Regions from separate parts of the Homo sapiens genome. Here region 1 is linked to region 2. The links are chromatin contacts, found by Hi-C in ENCODE. All regions are on one chromosome and are shown on one strand. Each heading gives the region's core, a stretch centred on a gene start or an enhancer-like site at or near the end of the contact. The rest is flanking DNA. Distances are from core to core; before and after follow the strand shown.

Region 1 (5,266 bases), core at 470-2,969, 1.4 Mb before region 2:
AAATGAACCTCTCTCTCTCTCTCTCTCTCTCTCTCTCTGTCTCTAAACATCCTGTTGATTCTGTTTTCCTGGACAATCCTGACTAATATATCATTCATAGAGGCAGTTTCTGTTTCCTGATTTTTCTTTAGTTTATGGGCCATATTTTCTGTTTCTTTGCATGTCTCATAACGTTTGTTGGAAACTGGACATTTTAGATCACGTACTGAAGCAACTCCGGGTGTGCCCGCCACCTCAGGTGGGCTTGTTATTGTTATTTGCCTGCTTATTTGTGTAGTGATTAGCTGGATTATTTTCCTGAAGCCTATTCTCCCACTACCACACTCATTCTTCCCCACCCCCTGCAGTGGGAAGCCTCTAAGCCTCTAATGTTGCTCCTCACAGGACACAACCTTTGGTATGCCCACAGTCATTGTGGGATGATGGTGGTTTTGGCAGATTTCTTTTTGACTATCTATTCCTGAACTTACTCAGCTGTTAAGCTCTCTAATTGCAGGCTGATTGCTCAGCTGTTTTCAACAATGCTCTGGGCATCCATTGCCCTATAGGCTTAGCTAATCAAATTCAGGCTCCTTTGTAGGGACAGTTACCAAAGTCACTGAAACATGTTCTGACTCCAGGAGGGCTCTTTGTAGTTGTCTGGTGTCTTGTTTCTCTCTGGCAAACCAGCCGGCCTACAGTTTAGCCTATATTTCTGTCTTAGTCAGCTTGGTGTGCTATTACAAAATATTATAAACTAGGTGGCTTATAGACAAAAGAAATTTATTTCTCACGGTTCTGGACACTGAAAGTCCAAGATCAGGATGCCAGCATGGTCAGGTTCTGGTGAAGGCCCTCTTCAGGTTGCAGACTGTTGACTTCTCATTGTATCTTCACATGGTGGAAAGAAGGTGAGAGAGCTCTCTGGGGTCCCTTTTATAAGGTCACTAATTCCATTCATGAGGGCTCCACCCTCATGATCTAATGACCTTCCGAAGGCCCCATCTCCTAATATCATCACATTGGGGGTTATAATTTCAACATATGAATTTTGGGGGAACACAAGCATTCAGTCCATAGCAATCGTCAATGAATCTACTAATTGCTTCCCAATCGCCTTTCACCGCAACCGCCACTGTTTTATTCCCCCTATATTTAGAGGACTCTTAGACTTGAACTTCAGACTCAGTTATAAGTGAGGTCTGTTCCTTTGAGTAGAAAGCTGGAGCTCTCTGTTCTATGCCTGCTTCTGCCCCTGGGTAAAATCTCTGAGCCATGGCTCTGGAGAAAATGGCATGCTTCTCCTGAGTGACGCCTCTACTTTAGGAGCTGAGCACTTGGTAGAATGGTGTGCAGCAGCCCTAGAATTTCTCAGGTTGGCCTTTATTGGCATGGGACTGCTGCCAGTGAACTAGGGCAGTGGTGATTGGGGCCTCAGTATTTGCAGTATGTGCAGTATTCTCAAGGTCGAGCCTGTATCCCATGACTAGGAGAGGCAAGGAAGAAGGGAGTCTTCACTTGTCAGCCATACTCACCTGGAATTTATTATCTTCAGTAGGAAGAAACTGGGGGTAGGATGAGACATGCTAACTTTCTGCTCCAGAAAGTGTGAAAGTTATCAGAATCAAAACAAGTCCCTTGTTAACAAAGCTCCGACAAAAAGAGCCAGAAAAGGCCGTGAACAGAGGGTTCTCACGCACGAATGCCTGATAACAGGAACTATCACAAAAAGCTCTGCAAAAACCACAGCCTTGCACAAAGACCATCACAGCCTTACACAAAAATATAATTCTGCGAGGACATCTGCCCAGCAACTGCTTGTCCAACCTCAGACTGGCACCACCTTTATTATTTGATTCTTATAGCCAAGGACAGTTATCTCAAAACAATTATGTAATCCTCCTTATTTTTCCTTTAAAAACCACTGTCTTCTGTTACCTCCCTGAATACACACATAGTTTTCTATGGCACATATATTCCCATTGCAATTCTATTCCTAAATAAACATCATTTTCGTTAGAGAGTCTCCCTCTCTGTCAATGTAGGTTGACAGAAGTTTGTCCCCTGACTGGGAGCTTTGGGGAGAGGAAGCTGTGTGTTCTTGGCTATAATAGTCTAGAGTAGAGTTTCCATCTTGCTGAGTTGTCCCCTGACTGGGAGCACTGCAGAGAGGAAGCCGTGTGTTCTTGCCTGTAACAGTCTAGAGTAGAGTTTCCATCTTGCTGAGTTGTCCCCTGACTGGGAGCACTGGGGAGAGGAAGCCGTGTGTTCTTGGCTGTAACAGTCTAGAGTAGAGTTTCCATCTTGCTGAGTTGTCCCCTGACTGGGAGCACTGCGGAGAGGAAGCCGTGTGTTCTTGCCTGTAACAGTCTAGAGTAGAGTTTCCATCTTGCTGAGTTGTCCCCTGACTGGGAGCACTGCGGAGAGGAAGCCGTGTGTTCTTGGCTGTAACACTCTAGAGTAGAGTTTCCATCTTGCTGAGTTGGGCGGGGTGCAGGGCATGGATCTTGGTTCCCCTGAGGAGCCATTTCCTGGGAGGTTGCAAGGATGATGGCTGCCCTGAAAGAGCAGAGTCACCTGCAGGGATCCCTGCTGGACCACACAATGCTCGGCACGTTTCTGAGCACTTCTTATACATCTGCCATTTTACCGATGCGTTCACCATTCCAGGCCCAACTTAAATAATAAAGTTGCTAAGGCCCCTCTCCTGGCAGCTTAGATCAGAATCTCTGAGGATAAACTGGACACGGATATATGTGTAAAGATCCACAGATGATGATGTTAAGTCATACTGAGGGCTGATATCGACAGCTATGGCTCCAGACAGTTAATTCCCAATAACTCCTCTGTAAATCAGCTATACCAAGGATATGTCTTGGAGCCGTTTGTGTTCTGCTAAACACATGGCACCAATAAATGAACTATTCTAAGATAAGAGGGTGTGCAGATTGCTCAGAAAAGGCTGTCTAAACCTCTCTTTCAGGTTTCAGGACCCAACACAAACCTTTGCCCCTGGGCCATTCTTTAACCAGAAGAGGCCCGTCCAGTCTGAATACCCTTTATTGATCTCTCGCCTTGTCCAGTGTGAGGCTCTGCTGCCATCTAGGCCTTGGGGTTGACAGAGATACTGGAGCCATTCCACATGTTCTCTTTATTTAACACACATTCCCTTTATTTAACTCCCATCGAATAAAATTTATAGGAGGCCATTGGTTTAGACTGAGCCCCTGCCACTGAGCCCAATAGACCAAACCAAAGTGAAGTCACTCATGCTGAAGGTCCACAATACCAAGCTCAAACTAAGCTGTTTATCTGACTTGCCAGGAAATCAAGAGAGAGAGGTAATAGATCCTCAAACAAGCCAATTTTAGCTGACATGATGAGAAAGTACCCTTTGCTTTAACTTTTACAAGGAAACTAACTTTGAAATGACCAATTCTCTTTTAGCTCTCTCTTCTGCTTCCCGGAGCCCTTTTCCGTTTATAAAGCTGTAAGCCAAAAATAAAATTCTAAGCCCCCAACCAACTGAACAGACCCCTCCTCTTGGATAAGGACGTCCTGAAGTTAACCTGAAAAACTAGTTCAGGCCATCATGGGAAGCGGAGGTTGGACATGCCTCATTATAACGTACTCTCTTTGGAATTCAGGCACAACTGACCAGCATTAACATTAAAACAGAGACCTGAAGACTGACATAGTAGCTCTTTATAGCAATAACATACCAACATAACAGCAGGCCCTGAAAGAAATCAAATTATTTTACCCCAAAATATGTATCTTTGACATATTTTAAAAAGGCCTGGTACAGCTATTTTTTTGTAGGGAAAATCTACATTCTGTTGAGAATCTCCTACCTGGAGATTTGATCTGTATGATAAAAATCTTGGTCTTCATAACCCCTCGTCTTTTTTTTTTTTTTTTGAGATGGTGTCTTGCCCTGTTGCCCAGGCTGGAGTGCAGTGGCGTGATCTTGGCTCACTGAAGCCTCCGCCTCCCGGGTTCAAGTGATTCTCCTGCCTCAGCCTCCCGAGTAGCTGGGATTACAGGCATGCACCACCATGCCCGGCTAATTTTTTGTATCTTTAGTAGAGATGGGGTTTCTCCATGTTGGCCAAGCTGGTCTTGAACCCCTGACCTTGTGACCCGCCCACCCCAGCCTCTCAAAGTGCTGGGATTATAGGAGTGAGCCATACGCCCAGACCATAACCCCTTGTCTTGACCCAGACACTCCTTCCTGTTGGTTCCAGGTCTTTAAACAACTTAACTCTTTCAACCAATTGCCAATCAGAAAATCTTTGAATCCATCTATGACCTGTAAACTACTCCTTCCCCCACTCTTCTCCCCCAACCCCACCTCCCGCCCCACTTTGAGTTTTCCACCTTTCTGGACTAAACCAATGTACATCTTACATGTATCAGTTGGTGTCTTACGTCTTCCTAAAACCAAGTTGTAGCCCAATCACCTTGGGCAAATGTTCTCAGGACTCCCTGGGGCTGTGTCATGGGTTTTATTTCTTATATTTGGCTCAGAATAAATCTTTTCAAATATTTTACAGAGTTTAACTCTTTTCATCAACAAAGCCAACCTCCCCTGCTCAGGTCATGGGAACATTCATTCTATCTTATAGAATGAGGTGTTGCCCATTTTAGAATCGCAAATAGGTTGCAGGGAGCAGCTGATGACTATAATTCTAGGACTTTGGGAGGGTGAGGCGGGAGGATTGCTTGAGGCCAGGACTTTGAAACCAGCTGAGCAACATAGCAAGAACCTGTCTGTACAACAACAACAACAAAATTAGCCAGGTGTGGTGGTGTACACCTATAGTCCCAGCTACTCAGGAGACTGAGGTGGGAGAATTGCTTGAGCCCAAGGAGTTCAAGGCTGCAGTGAGCCATAATTGCACCACTGCACTCCAGCCTGGGCAACAGAGTGAGACCCTGTCTCAATAAAATGAAATAAAATTATAATTGCAATTAATAGCCAATTGAGATCTTCAGACTAATGTGTTGTAATTTTTGACCCTTTCTCATTTCTGGCTAAGCAAATGTGGGCCACAGGATGACACCTCATCCCTGGTCCTCCAAGTTGGGGCTGTTCAATTCCTACCTCTTGAGCTAAACCAAAGAAAAGCTGGGACTCAGGTTTGAGATCCTCATGCTTGGTCTGGTGGCTTCTCCACGCACAACATCTGCCTCTTCCTTTTCCCTCCGGGCTCCTGGAAGAGGGAGTTCCATAGACCAGGGGCCCTTAACCCCATCTGAATTTCACTCATTTTTCAAGTCTCAG
Region 2 (5,235 bases), core at 2,381-4,880:
GCAAAAGAAACAATCAACAGAGTGAAAAGGTAGCCAACAAATTGGAAGAAAATAGTTTTAAGCCATATATCAGATAAGTAGTTAATATGCAAAATATGTAAGGAATTCACACAACTCAAAGCATAAAACAAATAATCTGATTTTTAAAATGAAGAAAGGAACTGAATAGACATTTCTCTAAAAAAGAAACAAAAATGGTCAACATGTATACAAAAAAGTGCTCAACATCACTAATCATCAGGGAAATGCAAACCAAACCCACAATGAGGTACCACCTCAAACCTGTTAGGATGGCTATTAGCAAAATGACAAGAGACAAACATTGGCTAGGGCGTGAAGAACAGGGAACCCTTGCACATTGCTGCTGGGAATGCAGATTGGTGCAGCCATTGCAGAAAACAATATGGAGGTTCCTAAAGAAATTAAAAATAGAACTACCGTATGACCCAGCAATCCTTCTTCTGAGTGTGTATCCAAAGGAAATAAAATCACCACCTCACAAAGACATCTGTGCACTCATGTTCATAGCAGCATTATTCACCATGGTCCAGATAGGCAAACAACCCAAGTGTCTATTGACAGATGAATAAATAAAGAGTTTGGGGCATATATACACAATACAATCTTAGTTAGTATTAAAAATTGAGACTCTGCTATTTGCCACAACATAGATGAACCCGGTGGACTTTACACAAAGCATAATAAGCCAGGCACAGAAAGACAAACACTACATGATCTCACTCATATGTGGAACCTTAAAAAAAAAAAAAAAAAAAGTTAGGCCAGGAGTGGTGCCTCACACCTGTAATCCCAGCACTTTGGGAGGCTGAGGTGAGTGGATCACTTGAGCCCAAGAGCTTGAGACCAGCCTGGGCAAGATAGTGAGGCTTCACCTCTACCAAAAAAATGAAAAAAAGAAAAGAAAGGAGGGAGGGAGGGAAGGAAGCCAGGTGCAGTGGTGTGCACATGTCACCCCAGCTACTTGAGAGGCTGGGAGGCTGAGGTGGGAGGATTGCTTGAGTCTGGGAGGTCGAGGCTGCAGTGAGCCGAGATCACACCACTGCACTCCAGCCTGAGTGACAGACCGAGATCCTGTCTCAAAAAAAAATAGTTGAATATATAGAAACAGAGAGTTACCGGGGTAGAGGAAATAAAATGACGGTCAAAGGGTACGAAATTTCGGTTATGTAGGATAAATAAGCCGAGAGATCTAACAAACAGTGTGGGAACGATAGTTAAAAATATTATAAACCTGAAATTTGCTAAGAGAGATTTTAGATGTTTTTACCACCCACAAGAAAGATTATTATGTGAGATGGTGGCTATGTTAACTCATGTTAATTTGCTTGACTGCAGCAATCATTTCACTATGTATATCAAACTGCCATGTTATACACCTGAAATATGTACAATAAAATAAATATTCGCACCTTTTTCATGCACAGGCCTGTGAGTGCTCACAAGCATATAGCTACCCACCACCACAGCCCACACAGAGCACCTGCATCAGCTGCACATGCTCCCTGTGCAGCCTCTGTCCCCACCCACTGTGCTGCCACATAGTCAGCCTCTGTCCCCACCCGCAGCCCCACTTCTTCCACCTGCTAAAGCATTACCTTTTCCAGAGCATCACATAAACAGTGTGCAGCCTTTGGTGAGCGAGTCCGCTCACTTCATATGATGCCTGTGAGATTCAGATCAGTAGCTTATTCCTTTTTACTGCAGTTAAGTATTTCATGGGTTGGATAGGCCACAATTTGGTTTTCTATTCCCTAGGCAAAGGACAGTTGGGCTGTTTCCGTTTTTGGCAATCGTCAATTATGCCACTGTCACTCATGCAGCTGGCGAACTGGCTGCAATTGTGTAAGGACATCAGTCACTTGGGGCAGTGGGAAGTTCACGAGAAGCAGATGAGGTTTCCAGCCTTCGCTGCTTCACTCTCCGCTGAATGCTGCGACCACTCCTGTGGTCCGACTCCTTGCCTGCGACCCTCACCTCAGCTTTCCTGTGAGGCTCAAATAAAACAAGACCTGATCTATAATACATTATTGTAGAGAGGAAAAAATAAATAAAATAATACCTGACAGCAAAATGTAAACTGTACAGTAGTATTCAAATTGTAGGTCAGGCCAGTTTCAGTGGCTCACACCTGTAATCCCAACGCTTTGGGAGGTTTGAGGCAGGAGGATCACTTGAAGCCAGGAGGCCAAGAGCAGCCTGGGCAACATAGTGAGACCCCATCTCCACAAAAAATTAAAAAATAGACGGATGTGGTGGTGCATGCCTGTAGTACCAGCTACTCAGGACGCTGAGGTGGGAGGATCGCTTGAGCCCAGGAAATTGAGGCTGCAGTGAGCTAGGACTGTGCCACTGCACTCCAGCCTGGGTGACAGAGTGAGACCCTATATTAAAAAAATGCAGATTATGAATCTTGAAAAGATACTCTAATCATACATAAAAACTTGTCAATGAAAGACCACCATACTCTGTGTGTTATTATGCATTCTGAAAAAATTTTGTTTCAGATTTGGGAATATCAAAATCAACACAAATAAATAAGTCAACTCACAAAAGTAAAACGCGGTGATTTTCCATACATCATTCATGCAAAAAAAAATAATAATAATTTACTCTTGTACATTTAAGAAAAATAATTGCTTCCATTAAATACCCAAAGCTCACTTAAGTGGACTGGAACTCACAGCACTGAATTCCAAACTAAAATTGCATGAATGATTTCAAGTTGAAATCACCTGTGGTCCCCAGCTACTGGGGAGGCTGAGGTGGGAGGATCTTCTGAACCCAGGAAGTCAAGGCTTGCAGTGAACTGAGATTGTGTCACTGCACTTCAGCCTGGGTGACAGAGCCAAATCCTGTCTCCAAATAAATAAATAAATAAAAATACGCAAATAAATAAAAATTTAAAAAGAACTTAATCCCCCAATACAATAGTATTCAGGGGTGTGGTGTTTGTGGGGTGATTGAGTTTGTGGGGTGATGAATGGGATTCACACACTTGTAAAAGGGCTCCGGGTTCAAGGGGGTGCTCTCTCTTGCCTATCTGCCATGGGCCATGTGAGGACATGGCAACAAGGCACCATCTTGGAAGCAGAGAGCACTTCTCACCGGGCACCAAGGCCAGCGCCTTGATCCTGGACCTCACGGCCTCCAGAGCTCTAAGAAATAAATTTCTGCTCCTTAGAAATTACCCAGTCTCAGGTGTTTTGTTAGTACAAACGGACTAAGACACAAGCCCAAGTGGGATGATCTCAGGGGTGCTCAGCAAAGGCAGAGATCAGCCCAGAAGCCAGACATCCTCCCCTACTAGAGAGAACAGAAGAGATCGGAGGTGGGGAGTGCCAAAGTATCTGAGGTTACCAAGAAACAGACTGCATTTCAAACTGAAAGTGACTGGCTGATATTAAAAATGGCAATTTCACTTTCTCTCACCAGAAAAAATGTGACTAGCAGGAAGGGAAAAGGTATGAACAAAGACAAATTGGGTTTCAGAAAGTACAGTCATAACATTAGCGAGACTTTGTGAGTTCTTGTGAGGAGACGTGACCTTCCGTTGCTGCTGCTGCTCTTCCCTCTTTCCAGGGGTGACTGCTCCTCTGGGGCCTGGAGTGCTGGCGCTGAGTCAGCTTCCCCAGCTGAGGTGGGTTTTCCTAATGTGTCTATGACCCAAGAGTCCCAGGGGCCCCCGATTCCTCGACCTCTACACTTTCTGAGACACAGACTAAAAAGTGGATGGCCATCAAGAAAAAAGCTGTCAGTTCTTACTTTACGAAAGCCAAGTCCTTCATATAAGCATGCTATGTAATATGTTGGAATTGGCTTCTTCATCCCATTTATCTTCTCCTTTTCCTGTGTTCATAATCTGATCTCTAGAACCCACCAAGAGTGTTAGAGCCAGAGCCCCTTGTCTTGGTTCTTTGCCTCATCTACCTTTAAGGAATGCCTCCCAGTGCTCTCCAATATCTCTGAAAGACACATGCCAAGTTAAAGCAAATCGAGAGGACTTTATTGCAAACTCACAAAGAGAAGGAAAACAGGTAAGTATTCTTCATTACAAAAGTAATAGATAGTATGATTTTGTTTTTTGTTCATTTGTTTGTTTGTTTACTTGAGACGGAGTCCACTCTATTGCCCATGCTGGAGTGCAGTGGCGCAATCTCGGCTCACTGTAATTTCTGCCTCCCGCATTCAAGCAATTCTCCTGCCTCAGCCTCCCGAGTAGCTGGGACTACAGGCACCCACCACCACGCCCGGCTAATTTTTGTATTTTTAGTAGAGATGGGGTTTCACCATATTGGTCAGGCTGGTCTCCAACTCCTGACCTCAGGTGATCCACGCACCTCGGCCTCCCAAAGTGCTGGGATTACAGGCGCGAGCCACCACGCCCAGCCAATAGTATGATTTTTGTGAGGCATACATGGCTTGACTAAAAACCAGTGACTGAGTCACTTATATTTTATTTCATTGCTGAAATATAAACAGTTTCATATATGAGGGAATAAATTCAATCCCACCTACATTTTTTTCTTTTTCACAATTTTCGGTGCTTTTAAAAAATATTGTCTTCTTTTGAATACATTTTTAGTTGATTCATCTTTATTGTGAGGTATAGACACAAAATCTCAGTCTCACAGTATACTTACATTTCTAAGTTTGTTGCCAAGATGTAAAATCAGGGCTTTTACATAAACTAGTCAGATTTCAGGTTTCTGTTTAAAACTTAGAATTCTAGAACTAAGTCAACCACCATCCCTTCAACAAACGTGGCACCAGGAGCTTGTGCAGGCTGCCCCCACTGAGCATGGACTCAGGTTTTCCACAGTCCTCACCACTCCCTACTACCTCCTACTTTCCGTCCACACCTCTCATTTATATCGCCCACCGGAAACTCGAGGAATTGGAATTCACAGCACCTGACTTTCAACCTTGCCTTTAAACAAATAAATAATCAAAAAATAAACAATCAAGTTCCTTCATCAGAGATAAGGGACATTTGAGAGCAGTCAGTTATCTGCAGGAAAAAAAAAAAAAAACAAAAACGGTGATTTTAGTGCTCCTTGTCCATAACAGGTGGCTATGCCCAAGAGCCAAAAGGTAGAGACAACCCCAGTCTCCCGCAACAGATGAATGGAAAAACAACAAGGGCTATACACACACCACGGAATAGTCTAAAGAGAAAGGAAATTCTGACACACACTGCAACATGGACAAACCCTG

Evidence for each region. Hi-C counts contacts between places; a loop is a spot of excess contacts on that map. Pooled maps may share reads with other maps.
Region 1: a pooled map shows a loop between it and region 2 (3-fold over the local background). The contact joins two enhancer-like sites. A Hi-C loop is called at or near these places in 2 of 50 pooled maps.

What each region holds. Positions count from the first base shown.
Region 1 is chr1:248,788,989-248,794,254 of GRCh38, reverse strand. No RefSeq gene overlaps it. Among named protein-coding and RNA genes, the nearest start is that of SH3BP5L, 34 kb to the left of the region's middle. RefSeq lists a silencer at 591-680. Within about 2 kb of position 1,719, at least 2 of the 41 ENCODE cell types and tissues checked have a DNase peak (open chromatin) inside an H3K27ac peak, as active enhancers do.
Region 2 is chr1:247,408,391-247,413,625 of GRCh38, reverse strand. No RefSeq gene overlaps it. Among named protein-coding and RNA genes, the nearest start is that of NLRP3, 5.2 kb to the left of the region's middle. RefSeq lists enhancers at 3,050-3,109, 3,220-3,269. Within about 2 kb of position 3,630, at least 4 of the 41 ENCODE cell types and tissues checked have a DNase peak (open chromatin) inside an H3K27ac peak, as active enhancers do.